Regions from separate parts of the Mus musculus genome. Here region 2 is linked to region 1. The links are chromatin loops, found by intact Hi-C in ENCODE. Cell type or tissue: heart. All regions are shown on one strand.

Evidence for each region. Peaks named below come from ENCODE experiments on the same cell type or tissue, not always from the same donor. Only the 100,000 strongest peaks of a DNase experiment are listed, where the experiment ranks them.
Region 2: it touches region 1 in a loop (2.7-fold over the local background); 4 of 42 quality-filtered maps call a loop at or near these places.

Annotation. Positions count from the first base shown.
Region 1 is chr11:120,622,647-120,626,646 of GRCm38, reverse strand. It overlaps Sirt7 (sirtuin 7), which reads left to right and starts at 1,633. Exons shown (of 10, transcript NM_153056.3): 1 at 1,633-1,770; 2 at 1,837-1,974; 3 at 2,053-2,157. The coding sequence starts at 1,675. It overlaps Mir6936 (microRNA 6936), which reads left to right and starts at 1,771; the gene lies at 1,771-1,824. It also overlaps a transcript of Mafg not described here. In heart, a CTCF peak has its summit at 2,189 (motif pointing left); DNase peaks (open chromatin) are centred at 1,216 and 1,636; H3K4me3 peaks cover 1,865 bases; H3K27ac peaks cover 1,533 bases.
Region 2 is chr11:120,797,872-120,801,871 of GRCm38, reverse strand. No RefSeq gene overlaps it. Among named protein-coding and RNA genes, the nearest start is that of Dus1l, 3.5 kb to the right of the region's middle. In heart, a CTCF peak has its summit at 1,679 (motif pointing right); DNase peaks (open chromatin) are centred at 1,401 and 1,651; H3K4me3 peaks cover 460 bases; H3K27ac peaks cover 1,454 bases.

The sequences.
Region 1 (4,000 bases):
GTGTCCATTTGTGACTGTTGGCTGTTTCTCTGATCATTGTTAATTCCGTTTTCCTACTGTGAGGGTGTTGTGTTTGACTTTCTGACACAGCGAATGGAGAGCTTGGGCTGAGGCCAGGTCTCCCAAACTTCTCCGCTAAGTAAACCATAATGTGTGACTTCCCTCCTACCTTGACTCTGCCTGACTTCTTCCTTGGACATAGACACTCAGATTTCAAAGAAAGTCCACAGTTTCCTCTGTAGAGTATGGTCCCAGAGAGTCCCCCCTGTGTTGTGTGCAGCTGGGTGTGGTGCCTGCTGTGCAGGGAGCCAGTGGCAACACTGTGTTAACAGGGATCACCACCATCACCCGGCTTCCAGCAGGCTGGTCTCAGCTCATCTTTCAGTTCTATGTGTGCTCTGTTAGCCTTGGTGATCAGGGCCAGGGTTTGCAGCTTTGATAAACTACTTGGAGATGGTGAGGCCACTTCCCTGCTACCTCCCTCTCTGGTGTGGCCACTTGGCTAAAGCTCCCATCCGCAGCTGGGATGTCTGAGCCACAGCCTGCTACACTGTTTCCCCTCTGGGATCTTCTGAGTTACTTTTTTAGGCTGTGGTTTAGTGAAAGGAACCAACACATTAACAATCTCCCCAGAAGCCACTGAATAATTCTTGGCATATTTTCTCAGTGCCATTGGCCGCCTGGTTTGGGAGCAGTTGTGGAACAGAGGACAGATCGGTACCATACAGAGGCATGGGTTCGCTGTAGCTGCTCACAGTTTGCCTGTTCCTGGCGTGTGTCCTAGGTGTGTGCTATACCTGCTGGGCCAGCTACACACATACGTACCCTGCCCCTGGAGCAACGGCATTAATATAGCACGGGTGTCTCTGGAAGTGTGAGGTAGAGTGTTCTAGGAAGTGTTCCTGATAAGATTTCCTTGTTCTCTAGGGCCCCCGTTGGGCTTTTGGCCCCTCCAGCAACTTTATGCCCCAACCCCACTTTTCCTCCCATTCTCTGTCTGCTAGTCTCTGAAGCCTTTAACCAAATGGGAATGGGTACAGAAAGCCTTCTCCTGGCAACTTAGGGCAACAGGACAAGGGCTATTGTGTGTCCAGCTCTGTTGGTCTCCTGGTGCTGAGAGGTGTGTCCAAGCAGAGTTGATCAGCCCCTGCCTGCCCTGCAGGGCTGAAGCCAGGGGGAAGGTTAGTAGAGAGTACCCTAAATGGGGTGAGGGTCCTTCAACATCCAAGTGAGGAGGGGCTGTGGTGTGGCTGCAAGGTGAGACCCTGTCTCCTGCACCTGGGTAGGGCCATAGGGGATCTGGCTGCAAGGTGAGGCCTGGACTTGGAGAGCAATCAGTCTCCTGGCCTCAGCAGGCAGCAGCCTTGGTGCCCACCCGTGCCCTGCGCAGTATTTATTGCTAAATTATTGTCCAGGAGGGGCGGCACTGGGCCTGGCCCCCCGGGTATTTATTGCTGTACATAGTGTATGTTTGTGATATATAAGGTTTTCTTTATTTTGTATATGATCAATAAACGCCTTTTAAAGAGATCTGGTGGTATTTCTTTGAAATCCCGAAGGAGCAAGGGTGGGAAGGGCGAGCCGGAAGAGGTGGAAAGGGCCGGGCCCGCGCATGCGTCTCTGTAGCTGCCGGATGAGGCGGAAGCGGAAGCCGGAAGCGCAGTCAAAGGAGCGATGGCAGCCGGTGGCGGTCTGAGCCGCTCGGAGCGCAAAGCTGCTGAGCGGGTCCGGAGGCTGCGGGAGGAGCAGCAGCGGGAGCGCCTCCGCCAGGTGAGCCACTGCCGTGCCCGCGCTCGCGCCGGCGCGCGCGGTCGCTCACCCGCTGCTCGTCCGTAGGTGTCACGCATCCTGAGGAAGGCGGCTGCAGAGCGCAGCGCGGAGGAGGGCCGGCTCTTGGCCGAGAGCGAGGATCTGGTGACCGAGCTGCAGGGTCGAAGTCGGCGGCGTGAGGGCCTCAAGCGCCGCCAGGAGGAGGCGAGTCGCGGGCAGCGGGTGCTGGGCGGCGGGCTGCGGGAGGCGAGCGGCGGCAATAACCAGCCTGGCTCCTATCAGGTGTGTGATGACCCGGAGGAGCTGCGGAGGAAGGTCCGCGAACTGGCCGGAGCTGTCCGAAGTGCCAGGCACTTGGTTGTCTACACGGGCGCTGGAATCAGCACAGTGAGTGAGGGCCTGCGCGTTGCTTCGGGTGTGAGGCGCCCCCTTCTGGGATGCAAACTCGGGCTGTACAGTGCTGGAGTTCAAAATCTCGCTCACCTTTGAAGTAACTTCAAGGTGTCCTTTCTCAGAGACCCGAAGCAATTCTAGATTTAAGACTTAACTAAGGCAACGTGACAGTGGTGGCACATTCCTTTAGTCCCAGCACTTGGGAGACAGGAGGATCTCTGTAATTTCAAGATCAGCCTGGTCTGCATAGGGACTGCATAGGGAGTTCTAGGTCAGCCAGGGCTAAAGAATAAGTCAATAAATAATAATTAAGCTAAGTCAAAGAGTTACAGAATGCGTAGTTTCTGACTGCCAATCAAACATGGAACAGTAGTAGGGCATAGTAGCCAACTGCCTGCTAATGCCTTCTCCCTTAAAGTGCAGACAAATTGATCGATTTACGTGATGTGGACAAACTGGAGCCCTAGTCTTTCTCCTGAGCCTGTACTCCTTGAAGAAAGATAAATGGAAAACTAGTGTCGAGTCCCAAATCTCCAATCTCAGGACTCAGGAGGTGGGGCCTGGTAGAGGAGGAAGATCAAGATCAAACTCTTGAGAGCAGCCTGGCTCGAAGCTCCATGCAAGACCCTGGCTCGGGGAAAAAAAAAAAAAAAACCAGACAGAGTCCTGGTACAATAGGTACATTTGAGAAATGCTGTCCTCTTGACTCTGAGAGCTCTCCTGGGAAGGCTGAGGGATGACTAGCTTTGAAGTTGAATATTTGACCTCAGGCGAACTCGGCTTCTATTCTGAGAAGCCCTGAGGTGGTCTGGAGAGATGGCTCAGTGGGTAGCGTGCCTGCTATGCAAGCGTGAAGACCCGAGTTTGGACTCTCAGAATCCATGTGAAGAAGCTGAGCAGTACCACACTCTGTAACCCCCAGAACTGGGAAGATAAGCTCAGAAGCCCCCCTGAAGCCCTCTGGCTAGCAGCCTAGCCAGATCCACGAGCTGCAGGTGCATTGAGAGACTAACAACTACAACAACAAAGGTGGGGGAGGCAGTGAGAAGCTCACTGAATACTTAGGCACTTGCTACCAAGCCTGGTGCATGAGTCCGGTCCTCAGAGCTCACACAACAGAAGAGAACTGACCGCCACAAGGTGTCTTCTGACTTCTACTTGTGCATCATGACCCTTGCACGACGTCCCCTTCAACAAATGTGTTAAGAAAAAAAAAATAGTTAAGGTGGACCGTGAGCTTCACACACTGACACGTGTAACGCACACCTCTACACACATGTGCACACATGCAAACACGAATACAAACACATACACAGACAAAAGAGGACCTTTGTTACAAAGGTAGCAGCCAGCAGTCACAAGCACACAGGTGCAAAAACAACTATAGGGCCAGACACAAATGCCAGAACTGGAAAGCCCTAGTGTGGCCTTGCTGCTGTGGTGGCATTGAGTAGGGCTCTGCAGGGAATTGTGGGGACAGTGGCCCAGGAGCAATGTCAGGAGCATTTGCTGCGTCATCTCAGACATCAAGGACAGCAGCATGTGGGGCCCAGCCCTTCATAGCCATCTGATGATCCAGTTATGACTCTACAGCAGTAACTCTGCAAACCTGGTGGCTACTAAAGACCAATTGCAGCTCTTAAACGCGGTCTAAGCACCGTTTGAGGTTCCTCGATGTATTGGAATTACCTGCCAGGGCGGGCACTTCTCTGCTCTTAAGCAACAATGTATACAGGGCTTCCCCAGCCAGGATCCAAAGACTCCTGGCTTCTAGATGGTTTTCTTTTTTGTTATTGTTGTTGTTGGTTGGTTGTTTGTCTCTCGTGGAAAATGACTT
Region 2 (4,000 bases), 180 kb before region 1:
AATAGTCAATTAGACCTCGAACCATATAAAACGATGTTCAACCTCTCATTATAAGGGAAATAAAAAATGATAATCACAACCAGGAGGATGGCTCCTTATCTGTCAGGTTGACACAGTTGCAAACATAACCTCAGAGTGCTGTGGAGCTTACAGGGAAACTGGCATAAGCAACCTGACTGGGAGGCGTAGAACAAAGGGTCTCAAGGGGGAGATTTGGCAGCACACAGAAAAATCACCTCTGTGTTTGAACTTCTTGGAAAGTGTCCCAAGTACACTTACATGCACACACACCACACGCATGCACATACATGAACACACATACACAAAGATATACACATTTATACACATGCACACACATATACACACATACACACATGCACATATACCTGCATACACACACATGCATACATGCATGCACACACATATATATGTACATGCACACACATACATGAGCACACACATACACATGTACACACACATGCACATACATACACACGCACACACACATACACACGCATATACACATGTGCATACAAACACACACATTCATTGTAAAACAATGTAAAGTTGAAAAATGTTGGAGATGGCCTACATATCTACTCTATGTGACTGACAGAACAAATGGACTGCGTGTGTCCAAAAGAGAGGCATGAGTACGGAAAGGAGACATGAACTTCAAGTCAACAAATGGGAAAGTCAGGTAAGCTCAGGATGGTGGAGCGCACCTTTAATCCTTGGGTGCCTGAAACAAGAAGACCACCATGAGTTTGAGGCTAGTCTGGGCTACAGAGTAAGTTCCAAGTCAGCCATTGAGAGAGACCCTGTTTGAAAACTCCATGATAACGCCATGTCTGTGTATTAGGAAGGATGGGTGAGAGAGGGAGACATAAGGGGTAGTCCTTAGAGCTGCTGTTGCTGTTGAGATCTTGTTTCTAGGCACAGCAGCACACACCGCCCAAGCACTTTCATCCTAGCTCCTAGGAGGCAGAAACAGGCTGATTTACCAAATTCCAGGCCAGCTAAGGATACATAGTGAGACCCTGTTTCAAAAAGGAAAACTGGAGAAGGGAACAAAGGCACATCTTGGCAGACCCTGAAAACATCTGGGCATCTGTGTGAGTCATACTGAACTATAAGGCCCCACACGCCGGTGGCCAGAGGGGTTCAGAGGGCTGTCCCCAGCAAAGCAGCCTTTTCTGGTGAGAAGTCTCCAGAAAGTTATTGAAAGTCCTGGAACTTGTTCTGAGGACTCTCAGCCAAAGGAGAAACAGCGTTCAGGAAAATCTACCAAATCCTGCCAGGAAGGGAGTGAGTTGGGGCACTTGCCTTGACCCATCCCTCCTCTCTGCCCACGTGATGCAAGCTCCACTCTAGATGGGTGCAGCTAAGGACAAGCCCCTCCTCCAGGGCACAGACTATCAAAGGCTCACCACCCAGCTCTGCCTTAAATCATCTGCCAGGATCCTTTCTCACTAAGTGCCCTCTGGATGTTGGAAGTTCAGCTCTGGGGAGGCAAGAAGAGGAACCCAGCCTCAGCGTCTTTACCCAGCCTTAAAGTAAGACACTGAGTCCCTGCCAAGAGAGATGAGTGGAAATCACAGGCTGCCCCTTCCCGGTCACCAGTTATTGACGCTGGGGTGGCCTGTGCTGCCTCAGCTAACAAACAGTGCTGGAAGGCTCCACTAGGGGGCAGACCAACCTAAGAGCCGAGAACGCCCTTGCTCAGCCAAGGGATCTCAGAAAACAAAGCAGCACTCCAGGCAAAACTCTGTCGACAATGGAAACTTAGGCTGTTGCATAGACAAAAGAAGCGTAGGGGGGGAAAGTAAGAAAGGTCCGGGGATGTGACTGAGCTGGTAGAGCGATTGCCCAATACATTCAAGCCTTGAGTTTGATTTCCAGCACAGCGTAAATGAAGTACTTGGCAGGTGGGGACACCCAAGGAATAGGAATTCAAGTTTATCTTCAGATCCTCAGCTAGAAACCTAGTTCAAGGCCAACCTGGGTTAGAGACCCCGTTAAGGAAAATAAAAAAAGGAATGGCTGAAATATTTCTGAAAAAAAAATTTATGGATGAAAGAAGTTCAGCAAACTCAAAGAGTAAGAACACCAAGAAAACCAGCCAGAGCTGAAGTGTGGTGGCATGTTTGCAGTCTCAACACTCAGGAGGATGGAGAGTTCCAGGCTGGCTGGAACTACAAGTGTGTGTAACCAAGTCCAGCTGTTGTCTCCTTGTCTTTTCTTTCTTTGTTTGCTTTTGTTTTCTTTCTTCCCTTCTTCTTAGTTTTTTGGTTTCAGAGATTTATAAACAAGGGAAACTGAGACTATTGATCTCGCAGATCTATAAAGACAGAGATATTTTTGGCTGGGCAGTGGTGGCCCACACTCTTTTTTTTTTTTTTTTTTTTTTTTTAATGTACGTACACTGTAGCTGTCCTCAGACACTCCAGAAGAGGGAGTCAGATCTCGTTACAGATGGTTGTGAGCCACCATGTGGTTGCTGGGATTTGAACTCCTGACCTTCGGAAGAGCAGTCGGGTGCCCTTACCCACTGAGCCATCTCACCAGCCCGGCCCATGCTTTTAATCCCAGCATTTGGGAGGCAGAGGCAGGTGGGTTTCTGAGTTTGAGCCAGCCTGGTCTACAGACTGAGTTCCAGGACAGCCAGGGCAACACAGAGAAACCCTGTCCTGTCTCAAAAAAAAACAAGGAGGAGGAGGAAGAAGAAGAAGAAGAAGAAGAAGAAGAAGAAGAAGAAGAAGAAGAAGAAGAAGAAGAAGAAGAAGAAGAAGAAGAGGAGGAGGAGGAGGAGGAGGAGGAGGAGGAGGAGGAGGAGGAGGAGGAGGAGGAGGAGGAGGAGGAGGAGGAGGAGGAGGGAAGGGGGAAGGAGAAGGAGAAGGAGAAGGAGAAGGAGAAGGAGAAGGAGAAGGAGAAGGAGAAGGAGAAGGAGAAGGAGAAGGAGAAGAAGAAGAAGAAGAAGAAGAAGAAGAAGAAGAAGAAGAAGAAGAAGAAGAAGAAGAAGAAGAAACTTTAGCTCAAGGGGCAATTGTACCAGGTAGAAGCTCAGATCTATAGACAAGATCAAGAGTGCCAGAACTGCTATCCTTGGGGTTCAAGAATCACCGCACAAACCATGTGAACACTGACTTCAGTTAAGCAAGAATAGTTTATTGAATGCACACCCAGAAACTGGTCAGAGCAAGGACATAGCTCAGAATTATCTGAACAATGACAATGGGCATATTTTTCTGTCATCTTATAAGGGGAAAAAAAAAACCACAGTGAATTCACACACAGGTGCAGGAAGTTCTTACTTAAGATATTTTAGACATAGCAATTCCTATTGACCTTTGATTTGATAGGTCTTACACAAAGCTTCGTGGAATTCTTAAGATTAGCAAACCACATACAGAACATTCAGAACAAAGCAGGATATGTGGTCAGCATGTTCTCCGTCTACGCCAAGTCACTTCTCTGTGTCAATGACTGAGAGGCATGTTACAGCAACAATATGAAATAGCTGGCAGACATGGGACAGACTGGCTACAGCTGTCCTGAGGTGTCAGACCATAACACTGTAAGTGGATAAATGTAAGGGGCATACTTTTTTTGTGTGTGTGTTGCTTTTTTGAGACAGGGTTTCTTTGTGTACCCCAGACTGTCCTGGAACTCACTCTGTAAACCAGGCTGTCCGTGAACTCAGAGATCCGCCTGCCAGGGACCTGGAGGGATTCAAGGTGTGCACCATCATGTCATGTCCGGCTGTGGGTCATGTCCGCTTGTGGCTGTGCAGTTTCTTCTTTCATTTTCTTTGTTTTTTTAAAAAATTAATTAGTTTATATATATATATATATATATATGTATGAATATATATATATACATATATATATATATGGTGGGTCTTTTGGTTGGTTGGTTGGTTTTTGGTTTTTTGAGACAGGGTTTCTCTGTATAGCCTTGGCTGTCCTGGAGCTCACTCTGTAGACTAGGCTGGCCTCGA